Linked DNA regions of Mus musculus: region 1 is linked to region 2. The links are chromatin contacts, found by POLR2A ChIA-PET in ENCODE. All regions are on one chromosome and are shown on one strand. The core of a region is the stretch at or near the end of the contact, and the rest is flanking DNA. Distances in the headings are between cores, read along the strand shown.

Region 1 (7,300 bases), core at 1,202-3,701, 200 kb before region 2:
AAGTGAGGGGATCGCAGGTGCACACAACTGTGCCTTGCCCCTCTTAAAAAAGAATTTATTTTTATCTTACATGTTTTTCCTGCCTGTATGTATGTGCACCCCACATATGCTTGACTCTGGGAGACAGAAGAGGTCCTCTTGGAACTGGAGTGTTATAAAGGAACTGTGAGCTGTTTTGTGGGTGCTGGGAACCCAATTCAGGTCCTCATCAAGAGCAGTTAGTGGTTTTAACTGCAGAGCCATCTTGTCGGTCTCCAAGCTGCAGATAGGAGCGCACACAGAGACTTAGCACGGGTGGTTTTGTGTTGTTCTCTTCCTTGTGCTCAGCTGGGGAGTCTCCACATTTCCACACAGTAAGCTTCTTTCTTCCTTTTTTTTTTTTTTTTTTCAGGGCATACAAGATTTCTCTGGGTCATGATTTTATTCCCCTGATCTCTTACTGAGCCATTCATAGTGATTTCCAAGACTGCCATAGTAGACTAGCCAGAGAGCTCAGTCAGTACAGCCACTTGTCCCCAAGGCTAATCACCTGAATTTGATCCTAGGACAGGACCCACATCGTGGAGAGAGAACTGACCTCTGACCTCCATATATGCACTGTGCTGTGTGTGCACCCGACATACATAAATAATAAATGTAACAGAATCTAACTTCAATTTATTTTTATTTTTTGGCAATATGCCCCTCTGCGTGTATGTGTTCAAAAGACAAAAGGTGTTGGAGCTGAAGTTATACAGGGGGTGGGGGCTTGCCTGGGTGCTGGAAACCAAATTCTGGCCCTCTTGAACAGCAATACTCTCAAGCACTGGACTGTCTCTTCAGCCCTACATTTGTATTTGTTTATTTAATGTGTATGTGTACATTTGTGTCTGTGTGTTTATGTATGTTTATATGTGTGTATATGTGTGTTGTATGTATGGGTGGGTGTGTTTGTACATATGTGAATGTATGTTTATGTATATGTGTGTGCAGACACACAGGTGGAGAAGTCAGAGGCCCACCCACAGGAATCGGTTTGGTGATCTCTTTCTACTCTGTGGGTCCTGGATAGCTCAGATCATCAGCCACGAGTCAGGCGCCTTTGCACTGAGCTATCTTGCCAGCCCACAATACCTATACTGAAATGTTTTTTTTTTTTTTTTTTTTTAAGATTTTATTTATTTACTTATTATATGTAAGTACACTGTAGCTGTCTTCAGACACTCCAGAAGAGGGCGTCAGATCTCGTTACGGATGGTTGTGAGCCACCATGTGGTTGCTGGGATTTGAACTTCCGACCTTCGGAAGAGCAGTCGGGTGCTCTTACCCACTGAGCCATCTCACCAGCCCCCTGAAATGTTTTTAAAAAGAAAAAGAAAGCAGCCGCAATGGACTGGCACAAGTATAATACTGCATGTTTCTGGTTTCTCAAGGGTAAATTCCTGGAATTACTAGCATATCAAAGCTTTCCAAACCTCTACTCACCCAGACACGTACAAAAGGAACAGTTTACCCAGCCTCTTGCCAACTATGTTTGGCATGAAGTTAACCCTAAAGAAAACAACACTGTAATGCAGGCAGATAACTGAAACGGCCCTTTTTCTCCATCATATATACTTTGAGATGTGGCCCATGTAGCAGGCTGAAACATTAAAGCTCCAAGTTCCAGAAACGTAGTTGCCAAGGAAGACTAGAGGAATGGCATTCACTCCCATTGAAAGCCAGCTCACTGTCTCTTCCATCCCCTTCATTCCACAGCACTTTGCCCAAAACAAGAGCTTCCCTCGTCACACCGTCTGTGACTGACTCTTGTTTGTCCCTTTTCATCATAGTATGAATTTTGCCTTTATCGATCCAGCACCAAGGACAGAGCCAGCCCACAGTAGGTGTTCTGATAAAACTGGTCGGGTTGTGATCCTGGGGCTTACCATAAAGGGAGAAACTGAGGCTCGGAGAAGAGAGAATTGCTTGCCCAGGCAACCAAGGGACAGTGAGAGTCAGGCTCGATCATAGAGGTGCACTCCTTGTATCATTGATGTTCACTCTCAAGCCTGTATCACTCACTGCTTCGTTCATCTCCATCTCTGCCTTCTTCAGACCCAGCAGCCAGCACAGTGCCTGGCACCGGCAGGGCTTGATAAATGCCTGTTTGTTGAAAGAATGAATGAATATGTGTTATCTGCTGGGAAATGGAGGAGGGGTGGAAAGCTGGATCCAGATTCCCAGGCTTGCAGCCTCCTCCTCCTCTGAGGGTCCAAAGGACAGGCCTTCAGCCCCTTCCCCTCCCGGGATCCAGGAGCCGCAGCTCCCTCCTCTGCTCCCGCCCCCCCCCCCCCCGCACCCCCACCAGGTCCCTGGCCCTCCGCTTCCGGCTTCTCAGCCAGTCTTTCCTCTTCTGGCCTCCGACCAAGCACCGGGTTTCCGGGGGGAAGGCTTAGGCTGTAACACCGAGCCCAGCCTCCTTCTCCACCCCCACCCCTCCCACTACGCTCAACCCCCTCCCTCTCCGCCACCACTGTCCGCGATCGCCCGGCCGCAGGGAAGGAAGAAAGGAGCGCAGGAGGTGGAGGTAAGACCGGCTCCCTGAGACTGGGGCGAGCCCCAGGCCCTGCGCAGAGCAATCTGCAAGGCCTCGACCCGCTGCCTTAGTTCTGCAGATCACACCTACCCGGAACAGATAGACCCCCTCTTGGACCTAGATCCCCCGACAGCCGGCAGGTTCCACGCCCTCCCCCGACACCACGCCCGGCCAGGGGTCTGGCCACAGCTTTCTCGCTGAGGATTTTCTGCAGCCCAGCTCCCAGTCCACTCCTCCCCCTTGTCTTGTGAGTCAGGGCCCCTTACCCAGCTTCTTCCTTCACCCGGACTCAGAGGCTGCGTCTACCTGCAAGAGTCTAGTTCGCCTATCTGGTTCTATCTGAGACCCAGGAGTCCTACCTTTCAGTCTTCTTGCCTGAGACCCAGGGATCCAGAAATCAGCCCTTCTTTAAACCCAGGAGTCCAGGTCCTCCCTCAGACCCAGGAGTGCAGACCCCGACCTTCTTCAGACCCAGGAGCCCAGACCCCAGCCCTCCTCCTTCCGATCCAGGAATCCAGACCCCATTCCTCCTCCCTCAGACCCAGGAATCCAGACCCCAGCTCTCCTCTCACAGACCCAGGGGCTTAAGCCCGGCTACCCACTGGTCCCTCCCAGCCCCTGACTTATGGACTTTTTATTTCCAGGGCCTCTTGACTTTGAATCCCACCCTACTTGGGCCCCAAGGGTGGACTGGTTCCCAGCCCCTCCAGGAATGTTCAAGCCCCAGGGCACTAGAGCAAAATCAATTGGCTGACTTTGTCTCCCTGTGTCTCCTCTGTATGTGTCTTGTTCTGTCTTCCTGACCGTTCCCACCTCTGATATCTATGTTTTCTTTCTCTCTATCTCTCTCCTTTGTGTTTCTCCTGAACTTGGCCCCCCTTTCCTACGTCTCCACAACTCTCTCCTCTCCTTTCCTGTGTCTATCCCCTTCTGCCTCCTCACCACCTTCCTCTCCCGACTTTCATCTGTATCCTCTTCTGAACTGTGGATCTACCTGCCCTGTACCTCTGCTCTCCTCTTCACCTCACCCCACATCTTTCATCTCTTCTCCCCACCCCTGCCTCTTCCCCTTTTCCCCACAGGCATGGATCCACAGCCCCCTCCACCCGCCCAGGGCAGCCCACCTCACCGTGACCGTGGCCGAGGCCGAGGCCGTGGCCGTGGCCGTGGCCGAGGCCGTGGTCGTGGCAGAGGGGGTGCTGGAGCCCCTAGGGCGCCTCTGCCCTGCCCAACCTGTGGTCGCCTCTTCCGCTTCCCTTACTACCTGTCTCGACACCGGCTGAGCCACTCGGGTCTCCGGCCCCATGCCTGCCCTCTGTGCCCCAAAGCTTTCCGCAGGCCTGCCCACCTTTCCCGCCACCTTCGTGGCCACGGGCCCCAGCCCCCGCTGCGCTGCGCTGCCTGCCCACGCACCTTCCCGGAGCCAGCCCAGCTCAGGCGCCACCTGGCCCAAGAGCACGCAGGTAGCGAGGTGGATCTGTCCACGCAGAGGGCAGTGAAGGAGGAGCCTGAGGCCAGTTGGGGTCCGCAGGACGAGGGAGTGGAACAGCCCGCCACGGTGGTGGTGGCCGGGGCTGAGGAGGAGGCGACCACACAGTGGCCCGCAGGGGACTCGGCTCCTGCGGCTGTCCCCACGAGTACGGATCCTCGGGAATCAGAGGCCAAGGAGGCCGAGGCCGGGGCAGCGGAGCTAAGGGCAGAGTTGGCACTGGCCGCGGGGCGACAGGAGGAGAAACAGGTCCTTCTCCAGGCCGACTGGACGCTGCTGTGTCTCCGCTGTCGCGAAGCCTTCGCCACCAAGGGGGAGCTCAAAGCCCACCCGTGTCTGCGCCCCGAGGGCGAACAGGAGGGCGAAGGAGGACCCCCGCCCCGCCCCAAGCGACACCAGTGTTCCATCTGCCTCAAGGCTTTCGCCAGGCCCTGGTCCCTATCGCGTCACCGGCTAGTCCACTCCACCGATCGACCTTTTGTGTGTCCAGACTGCGGCCTGGCCTTCCGCTTGGCCTCCTACCTCCGCCAGCACCGCCGCGTCCATGGTCCACTCAGCCTGCTGGCCCCGTTACCCGGGGCCGGCAAGAAGGATGACAAGGCCTCGGGCGGACGGAACTCAGGGAAAGGGCCCGAGGGGGGCGAAGGGGCAGAATGTGGGGGTGCATCGGAAGGGGGTGAAGGCGGGCATAATGGAGGAGATGCCACCCCAGCCCGGCCTCCGGCGGGGGAGCCACGTTTCTGGTGTCCTGAGTGTGGCAAAGGTTTCCGACGCCGGGCACACCTACGCCAGCATGGGGTCACCCACTCCGGGGCGCGCCCTTTTCAGTGCGTGCGCTGCCAGAGGGAATTCAAGCGACTGGCGGACCTGGCCCGCCACGCGCAAGTCCATGCTGGGGGTCCCGCCCCGCATCCGTGCCCGCGATGCCCACGCCGCTTCTCTCGCGCTTACAGCCTCCTGCGCCACCAACGCTGCCACCGCGCCGAGCTGGAACGGGCGGAGCTGGAGAGGGCTGCAGCGCTGCAGGAACTCCAGACCCAGGCCTCACAGTCGCCCCAGCCTCCGCAGCCACTTAAGCAGGAGGCAGAAGGGCTCCCTCTGCCCATCGCGCACATCAAGGAAGAGCCTCCCTCACCTGGCACACCACCCCAGTCCCCGCCGGCTCCACCTGTCTTTCTCAGCGCCTCCTGTTTTGACAGCCAAGACCATTCAGCCTTCGAGATGGAGGATGAGGAGATGGACAGTAAGGCCCACCTATGCGGATTGGGAGGCCTGGCCTCCTGACCCTCACATCCACCCTCCGCCCTTCCAATTGCGCTCCCGGTTTGCAGTAAGGAAGAGGGAAGCTGAAGAAGAGGAACCTCCCCTGCCTGCCCCTGAAGCCTGGATCATTCGTCTTCTCCTTTACCCACCCCTAAACCCCTGATGCTGGTTAGGAACTTCTCACCCCAACACGTGTCTTAAGTAAGGCAGGGCAAGGCGGAGGACACTTGGCCAGAAGGATAGAGACTGCTGGGTTCGTCCCAGCCTGCCCATCCCTATTACAAACACTGGACACCATCACCTCTTTGGAACTGCCAGACCCTGGGAGTTCCCAGCGCGAAAGGTCTGCTCCCGTTCCTCTGTCTCTGTGAATAAATGTGAGTTCGTGCAACCCCCGAGTGAGGCTGTGTGTGGGGGATTGGGTGAGTCAGGATTTACCCACACTTGGGTTCAGAACAAGGTCGCTCATACACCAGATCCCAGAGGGATGGCTGGCATCAATAACGCCAAGAAGTCTGTGGGCCCTGGATTGAGAAGAAAGACTGTACCATGTGCCATGATGGCTGTCCTCAGGAATCCCTGCGTGCACTTTAACCTATCAGCACTGTTTGCACGTGTACGGCAGATTTCTAGGCACAGAAAGTACTACTCTGTGTGGGAAGCCTGCAGCTCCCTTTCTGAGAAAGCACTAGATGTTCCCCCAAATTCCCATTGCAATCATGAAGGTACCAATAGGCTCCATGTTCCTGAGGGAAGCCCAAGTACCAGGTATGATCTGTATTGAGTGTGGGGATCCATAACTGTAATCCCAGCACTTAGGGAGTGGAGTCAAAACAAAAGCAACAGGTGGCACAGCCAGATGTGGCCCGGGACACTGTGGCTCCATAGCCCGTGCTCCTAGCCCTTATTCTGTGAGCTATCCTTATCTTCTTTCTTTCTTCCTTCCTTCATGCTGGGATGCCTCCTGGAGCCTCTACATTGTGCAGGGCTTTGTCCTGGGTGCTTTTCTTTTTTTCTTTTCTTTTCTTTTTTTTTTTTTTTTTTTTTTTTTTTGTCAAGGAAACACAATCCTTTCTCAATCTGTGACTTTCACCCTAGTAGGAGGACATAGACAAAGAGATGGAGAAAGAGAGTAACCCTAAAAGCTCCTTAGGAACCAGTGTGGTGGTTCAGTGGGTAAAGGCACTTGAAGCTGAGTTTGAGGAACTGAGTTCGATACCAGCGACCTGAATGGTGGAAGGAGGAAACCGACTCCTATAAATTGTCTTCTGACCTCCACATGCTAACAGTGATGTGTGTGCACGCATGCACATATACACTTTCACATACATACATGCACACAAAATAAATGTAAGAAAGCATTTTATTAGGGGGTAGATGAAAAAAGATGGTACAGGACAAGGTGGGTAGGAAGCACAGACCCATAGAAGCAGGGTCACTGGGAATGTGACACCAGTACACCACCCATCAAGCTTTCCAGATATCCATCATCTATCTGTTATCCATCCAGCGTCTGTTACCTATCCACTTGTGATGGCTAGTCTTGTGTTCATCATCCATCCATCCATCCATCATCCTTCATCCATCCTCTGTCACCTATTGACAGCCAGCCATTACCCACTGGTCCATTTTCCATCCATCAATCTATCTATCCACCCACCATTCATCTATCCATTTGTGATGGCTGTTCTTGCATTCACCATTCAACCATCTCTCCACCATTCTTCACCCCTCTGTCATCTACTGACATCTTGTGGGACCGTGAAAGGCAGCCTGTTTTCTGGTTGAGCTAGGTTAAAACCCTGGAGACCCAGCAGATAACTCTGCAAGGGACTTTGCAAGGGACAGAAAGAAGTTTGCCACGCTCCCAGACACAAGGCTCCTGACAAGAGGCCTCAACTCCATAATTCTGTGGTCTTCAGTCACATAGGGCAACCCCAAGCCCCTGTCTGTACCCCACCCCCACAGTTACCTGGCAACAGCCAGGTAGG
Region 2 (7,457 bases), core at 2,094-4,593:
GGGACTGTCTTAAAAGGAACAATCAGGACACCATCCTCCTCTGACCTCCTGCATGTACCACATTGGCTTTTTTACATTCATTTGAGTCCTAAGTCTGCATGTACACCTGTGTGCCAGAAGAGGGCATCAGATCCCATTATAGATGGTGTGATCCAAAGCTGAATACTGAGAAATGAGGTCAGAACTCTCTGGAAGAGCAGCCAGTGCTTAACTGCTGAGCCTTCCCTCTAGCCCCTACACATGCTTTTTCAAAGAGGGTGAATTCACCTTATTTACACCCCAATAAAAATGAGTATAAGTTAAAAAAAATATTTTCCCGTCGATAGGTCAACAGGGTGGACTGCTGCCAAGAACGCTATGCTCACCAGCATCTCAAAACATAAGGGTCTCAGTTCACTTCAGTGAGCTGAGCCAGGGTCTATCAGTGGGGAGAGAGGTGCCATGAGTTAAACTTGGGTTAAAAATAGTTCAAGGGGGGGCTGGCAAGATGGCTCAGTGGTTAAGAGCGTCGACTGCTCTTCCGAAGGTTGTGAGTTCAAATCCCAGCAACCACATGGTGGCTCATAACCATCCATAACGAAATCTGATCCCCTCTTCTGGAGTATCTGAGGACAGCTACAGTGTACTTACATATAATAAATAAATCTTTAAAAAAAAAAATAGTTCAAGGGGCTGGAAATGGCAACAGTTAAGAGCAATGACTGCTCTTTCGAAGGTCCTGAGTTCAAATCCCAGCAACCACATGATGGCTCATAGCCATCCATAATGAGATCTGATGCCCTCCTTTGGTGTGTCTGAAGACAGGTACAGAGTACTTACATATAATAAAATCTTAAAAAAAAAAAAAAAAAAGAAAAGAAAATAGTTCAAGTCGGACTGGAATGGACAATGATCCAGTTGGGACCAAAGCCCAGGCAGCACTTTGGCCTGAGTTGTGTAGCAGCGACAAAAATCCAGCAAAAATGGTATGGGTACTATTTTGCATGTGAGCCTCAAGTTTTCCAGGAAATGCTAGTACTGGCTGGAAGGGGCAAGAAATGGCCACTGAGTCCCTCAGTACACCTGTATACTCACTTTACTTACCCACCCACCCAGATAGACTTACAATGGCTGATTTCTGAGATGTGGTCGTCTCTATAGCCCTGGGTATTCTCGGAGTTGCTTTATAAACAAGGCTGGCCTTAGTCACCTGCTTCAGCCTACCAGAATGCTGAGATTACAAATATAAAGGACATGCATTTGGTAAACACTAGACTTTGTTGACATTTTCTAAGGTCAGCAATTCACACTGAAATTCTACTGCAGCAGCACAAAGTCCCAGCTGACACCCACCAGAATGTTTCCTTCAGGAGTATCACTGTTTCACACATCAGAGCATCTGATAACTGAAGACTTCACTCTGAAACCGGGTATTGAACCTCCCATTTCCTTCTTATAAGGAGGCTTGTCAACTGAAGGGTGGGGGCCTTATCTGGGTCAGTGGACTAAGACCTGGTGAGACAGCCTCAAGCTCAGGATATCTGACAGTGTCAGCAGCTAAGAACCCTGAAGTCATTTACCCTCACTCCTGTTTCCACAGGAATCAACTGAATGTCCTGCACAAGCCGCTCTCACTCCTGTTGGTACCCAGATGGCCCTGAACAGCTTCTATCCCCAACAACCCTCACTCCAGATGAACAAGTTCTAATAGCTTTGATAGCACAACTAAAGACAGCGCAGAGCCACAGCTCAATGAGCACAAAACATTTTGGAGGCCTAATGGAAGTCAGTGGACTCTTTATTGCTTCGGGCGTGTGGGGCTCAGGAGCTCTTGGTGGGGCGGGTCCGTTTCCTCTTCACCACCACAGGCTTCTGGCTTCGAAGGATGGCACTGGCCCTGCGGATGGCCGCCTGAGGACAGGACAAGGAACTTAGCTCACAAACTCAAAAGACACTCCCATTTACTGCTGCTTGTTTCCTAGGACTCCGGGGAGGCAGGGTGTGTGTGTGTGTGTGTGTGTGTGTGAGTGATCAAAAGTCCCGAGTCTAGCTCCAGCTAGGCAGAGCCAAGCACCCAGGCCTGCATGCAGCCCCTCAGGTTTAGTACCAGCTGCCCCCCTGCCTTAAGTACCCATCCATTACTCACCATACGCAGATCAGGGCGGTACTTGTTCTTTCGGATCATGTGTCTGATGCTGCTGAGGGTAGCCCGAGCATTCTTGTTGATGGTGGTCCTCACATAAGAAGTGGCAGGTTTTCGCTGACCTGGTAAGGAAAGCCTAGGAATCAGTCCATCTGCATGAGCCCTTCAGAGCATCTGCCTGATGGAACACAGAGCCTCTCTGAAGACCATGCTCACCCCATCTTCCCTCCAGCCCATTCAGTACATCCCTTAGGTGACTGTCACAGGTAAGTCTTAAAGCCCGGGAAAATCCCATCCCTCTTTAGGAACCTCCCAGATACAGGAGGGACATAGCGCATGCACTTAATCCAAGCACTCAGGAAGCAGAGGCAGGTGGATCTCTGAGTTCTAGACCAACCTGATGTAGAGTTCCAGGACATTGAGGTCTACATAGAGAAACTGTACTTAAGTTTCTCTCTACACTTCTTAATTTAAAGATCACCTTACACAGCCGGGAAGTCAGAGGAAGGGCAGTTCTGGACCCTGGAAAAAGGGAGCGCTATCGTGTGCAAAGGCTCACCGGATCTGCGTTTCATAACTACCACGACCCCTTTGCCATCGGCGGCCGGCTCCACTCCGACGGTCTTGCGGTGAATTAGCCCGTTGTAGCGGAAGGAGTTTCGGGCTTTCAGATTATTTGGCTCCTGGGGAATAGGTGTACACGATGTTAAGTTAAGGCCCGGAGGCTCCGATACGCAAAAGAGCCACAGTGCCCCTCACACGCGGGCCCGACTCACCGTGCTGTACGTCTGCTTATTCCTCTTGATCAAGAAACTGGAGCAGTTCCGGACGACCATCCACTGCAGATGCGCGGACATGGCGGCGGCTGGGGAGAAGCCGGGGGGGGGGGGGGTGTGAAAGATGTCAGAAAGAAGCAGGCCGTGGACAGGCGGCTGGGTAAGCGGCAGCACCGTTGGGAAAAAGCGAGCAAGAGCTTTACACGGCCGAGGAAAGGGTGAGCAAAGGAGGCAGGCCGAGCTAACACCGCGGAGACTTAGAAGGGGGAAGGGACGCTGAGGCCCCACTTCCGGTGGGGAATGAGGGCAGCGAATGGTGCTTGGGTACAAGGAGAGAAAGCCCAGGCAGGAGACCGAGGCCGTGGGAGCGAGATGGCGGCCACGCGGGACGGACAGAGGCCTCACACTCACCTCCTCTCCCTATGGCGGCCGGAGACGGAAAGAGAGACACGAGAGGCGGGACGACACCTTTAAAATGGCAACGCATTTCCGCTTCCTCCCGTGGCGCGCCTGAACTCGGCTACCCAGCTTCCTCTGGGCCTTGGGTTCCGCCTCCGAGTCTTTTTGACTCGGGAACCTTCGGAGCTCTTCGTCTGAAGGTCCCGGCGAGTTCTCGCGGTGCGTACCGTGATGAGGCGCCGGGGTGGGGTAGGAAGTTTTCGGAACTCGGTGACTCGGTTTTCGTGAGGATCCAAAAGCAGAGAGAGTTCCTAGAGCTATGTTCCCATCGCATCACCCTGATCTGTTCAGTCTGCACTTAGCGCATGGTGGGCACTAATACATATTTTGAAAAAAAAAAACGGTTTTGCGCCCTTGTCTAGTAGATTTCGAGGTGGGATCCTCCAGCCTCAGCCTGTGGATGCAAATATTGAGGATTCCAGATCTCACATTAAGTGGAGCTTAATTGATTTTAAGATTTATTTATTTTTCCCGGGCGTGGTGGCGCACGCCTTTGTTGGATACTCTGAAACTAAAGTTACAGATAGTGCCTACTGAGAATTGAACCACTGTTGTCTGGAAGAGCAGCCAGTGCTCTGAGCCGTCTCTCTCTCCAGTCCCAACTTATTTTTTTTTTTTTTTTTGTAATATGTATGAGGGCTTTCTTAATTTCTTAATTTCCTTTCTTTTTAAGCCTGGATATATATATGAATGCTATGTGCCTGCCTGGTGCCTGGATTCAATTAGACAGTTTTTGAGCCACCATGTGGGTGCTGGGAATAGAACCTGGGTCCTCTGGAAGAGCAGCCAAAACTCTTAACCACTAAGTCATCTCTGCAACTCCTTTTTGTTTTGTTTTTTTGTTTTGTTTTGTTTTGTTTTGTTTTTGTTTTTTTGAGACAGGGTTTCTCTGTGTAGCCCTGGCTCTCCCTGAACTCATTTTGTAGACCAGGCTGGCCTCCAACTCAGAAATCCTCCTGCCTCTGCCTCCCGAGCGCTGGGATTAAAGGCGTGCGCCATCACGCCTGGCTTCAGATTTATTAATTTTAATTATGATGTATGTGGGTGTTGTGTTAACATGTAAAATGCAAAGTCCAAAAGAAACCGTTGATCCTGAGAAACTAGAGTTTCAGGCAGCTGTGAGCTGCCTCATATGAGCTGGTAACCAAACCCAGGTGCTCTGCGAGAGCAGCAAGTGCTCTTAATCACTGAGTCCTCAAGACTTGTTGTTTAAATGGATGCATGAACTATTTTAAAGATTTGCTCTGGCGTGAAGTCTTCAGATGGCAGATGGTTCCATTACTCTTCTTGACCGTGTCCCACACAAACACCAGTGCCCAATGAACCATTTTCAGACCTCTCTAAAAATGTACTGCTGCAGTGTTAAATACCTATTCTTTCATGCCTGGTTCTGTCTATGCAGAAACATTCCATGTCTGTCCTCAGCAATACCTGGCCAATCCCGGCAGCTTTTCTTTATAAGTACACTGTAGCTGTCTTCAGACACGAGAAGAGGGCATGCGATCTCATTACAGATGGTTGTGAGCCACCATGTGGTTGCTGGGAACTGAACTCAGGACCTCTGAAAGAGCAATCAGTGCTCTTAACCGCTGAACCATCTCTCCAGCCCACCACAGTCATTCTTAATGTTTTATTAGCATTTAATCATGCATAAAGTAGGTTTACATAACATTTTTGTATGTGTATATAATGTTTTGGGCCATACTCACATACACTCCCACTGCAGCTAGTCTGTGTGTGTGTGTGTGTGTGTGTGTCCAAGTGTGTTTCCTTTATGCTATTCACAGGCTCACGGATGGTTTGTTTGCAGGCTACCAATGGCAGCATCACGGTGGAAAATGTGATTTTTCTCCTCCATCATCCTCAGTTTTCTCCAACTCTGAAACTAGATAGAGTCTTGGGAGAACTAGTTCTGTTCAGAACTGTCTCGAGGTTTCCCACCCCAGGGAGAATGAACTCATTTAAGGGGTAGATGTGTGGAAGATCAGGACTTCCCTATAATAGCTGTTGGGTCCTCCTAGTGTGGACCATGGCTTGGCCCAACCATTTGCCTGTGCCATGATGCCTCTCAGTTCCAGAGTGACCTGGCCATACCCATTAAATTCTCTCTAAGTTGGAGCTGGTGAGATGGCTCAGTGGGGAAGAACACTGACTGTTCTTCTGAAGGTCCTGAGTTCAAATTCCAAACAGCCACATGGTGGCTCACAATCATCCCTAACGGAATCTGATGCTTCTGATGTGTCTGTTTTGTTGTTGTTTTTTTTGTTTGTTTGTTTGGTTTTTTTTTTGTTTTTGTTTTTTTTTTTTTTTTTCGAGACAGGGTTTCTCTGTGTAGCCCTGGCTGTCCTGGAACTCACTCTGTAGACCAGGCTGGCCTCGAACTCAGAAATCCGCCTGCCTCTGCCTCCCGAGTGCTGGGATTAAAGGCGTGCGCCACCACGCCCGGCTTCTGATGTGTCTGAAGGCAGCTACAGTGTACTTACATATAACAATAAATATATCTTTAAAAAATAATAGCAAAAAGGCCACAGTTTTGGTTTGGTTTGACTTGAGTCAGGATCTCTCTGTGTGGCCCTGGCTGTCCTGGAACTCATTCTATAGACCAGGCTGGCCTCGAAATCAAGAGATCTGCCTCTCAAGTGCTGGGACTAAGGGCATGGGTCACCACTGTCAGGCTAAAGCTACAATTTCTATGCCATCTCCTCAGGGACACCTTTCCTGAGCACTTCGGGAATTGTGGCTAGGAACAGGAAGGCAGGTCTTGTCAGGCTAACATCTGAGCACTAACAGAGCCCTGAGCTCAGTATATTGTGTACACAAGGTGTCAGCTGGCACCTGGGAGATGGGTTCATTGTATTCCCAGGTTGGGTTAACAAGGCCCTACACTCACAAGAGATCTCAAAAGACAAGCATGGAGACAGCTTCAGGGCTCTGGCTGCTGATTCTGTGCTCCAGAGAATGTTGTTGTTGCTGTTGTTGGATTTTATGCTGTGCAGGGCATGAAATCAAGAACTTCGAGCATGGTAGGCAAGCACTCCACCAAGCGAGCTACATACCAACATGCCCGGTTTTTTGTTTCTGATCCCCATTTTGTTTCACTATGGACTTGGTGGTACAGGTAGCCCTCGGGAGACGGGCACTAAGTAGAAACACTATCTAGCTACATTATGCCACCCTGAAATTTGGCCCTAGTCATCTGGCACTGCTTAATGGACAGGGTCGTGCGCCGCTGATCCTCCCAGACCTTTGAGCTACACAAGAGACTCATTCGGGCCACCAGGTCCAGGCTGTGAGCTCAGGTGACCATGCAGGCACTGGGCACACCTGGCGCCGGGCCCTAACTCCGCCCCGGGAAGCCGCACCCCGGGACGCTGTCGGGGAGCAGGCGGCGGCGGGCCACCGAGGGCCATGGCGGCAGCGTCACCGGTGTGCGGCTCGCAGGCGTCCGCGGTCGGCGCCTCGTCCCCACCCGCGCCCGCACCGGCTCCAGCGGCCGGCTTGGGCCGCTGCCGCATGGCGCTGCTGCTGGCCGTGGCCTTGGACGTGGCGGGCATGGCGGCGCTGCTGACCGGCGTGTTCGCGCAGCTGCAGGTGCGCGGCCGCGACTTCGGGGACCTGCTCATCTACTCTGGGGCGCTGCTGGTGTTCTTGAGCCTGCTGGGCTGGATTCTCTGGTACACCGGCAACATCGAGATCTCGCGCCAGGAGCTGGAGCGTGACTACGGCCTACGACCCTCGGCGATTGCCCGCCTGGCGCGCAAGCTGTCCCGTCGCTGGTCGGCGCCCGCCACCGCCAGTCCCCGGACCACAGCCGGTCTCCGCTCAGCACGCAGAGCGAACCGCGCGCCCCAGCCCTCCTCCTCCGGCTCCCGCCGCGTGCGCCTGCAGCTCGCCACGCTTGAGGCGGGGTCCGTGGCGGCAGGCACGGGCAGCGAGTGAGCCCCAGGTGAGGACACCAGAAAGAATGAGATGTGGTGGGGAGACGGACATGTCGCTGGAAGGGGAAACTGCAGGAGAGTGAGTCAGAGATAGCAGAGACTCGGAAGGATGGGTGGGACAAAGTTGGGAGTCACAGCACGCCCTCCTCCTTTTGCTCCACG

Evidence for each region. ChIA-PET counts read pairs that join two places held with the same protein, here RNA polymerase II (POLR2A).
Region 1: POLR2A ChIA-PET joins it to region 2 with 10 read pairs in Patski. The contact joins the promoter of Zfp579 here to the promoter of Rpl28 in region 2. POLR2A ChIA-PET finds 5 or more read pairs at or near these places in 2 of 5 experiments (Patski and embryonic stem cell).

Annotation. Positions count from the first base shown.
Region 1 is chr7:4,991,252-4,998,551 of GRCm38, reverse strand. It overlaps Zfp579 (zinc finger protein 579), which reads left to right and starts at 2,451. Exons shown (of 2, transcript NM_026741.2): 1 at 2,451-2,548; 2 at 3,640-5,700. The coding sequence starts at 3,642. The coding sequence ends at 5,330.
Region 2 is chr7:4,788,851-4,796,307 of GRCm38, reverse strand. Rpl28 (ribosomal protein L28) reads right to left here and starts at 3,343. Exons shown (of 5, transcript NM_009081.2): 1 at 3,310-3,343; 2 at 2,899-2,987; 3 at 2,682-2,805; 4 at 2,126-2,244; 5 at 1,761-1,890. The coding sequence starts at 2,979. The coding sequence ends at 1,801. Tmem238 (transmembrane protein 238) reads left to right here and starts at 6,748. Exons shown (of 2, transcript NM_029384.1): 1 at 6,748-7,303. The coding sequence starts at 6,766. The coding sequence ends at 7,296.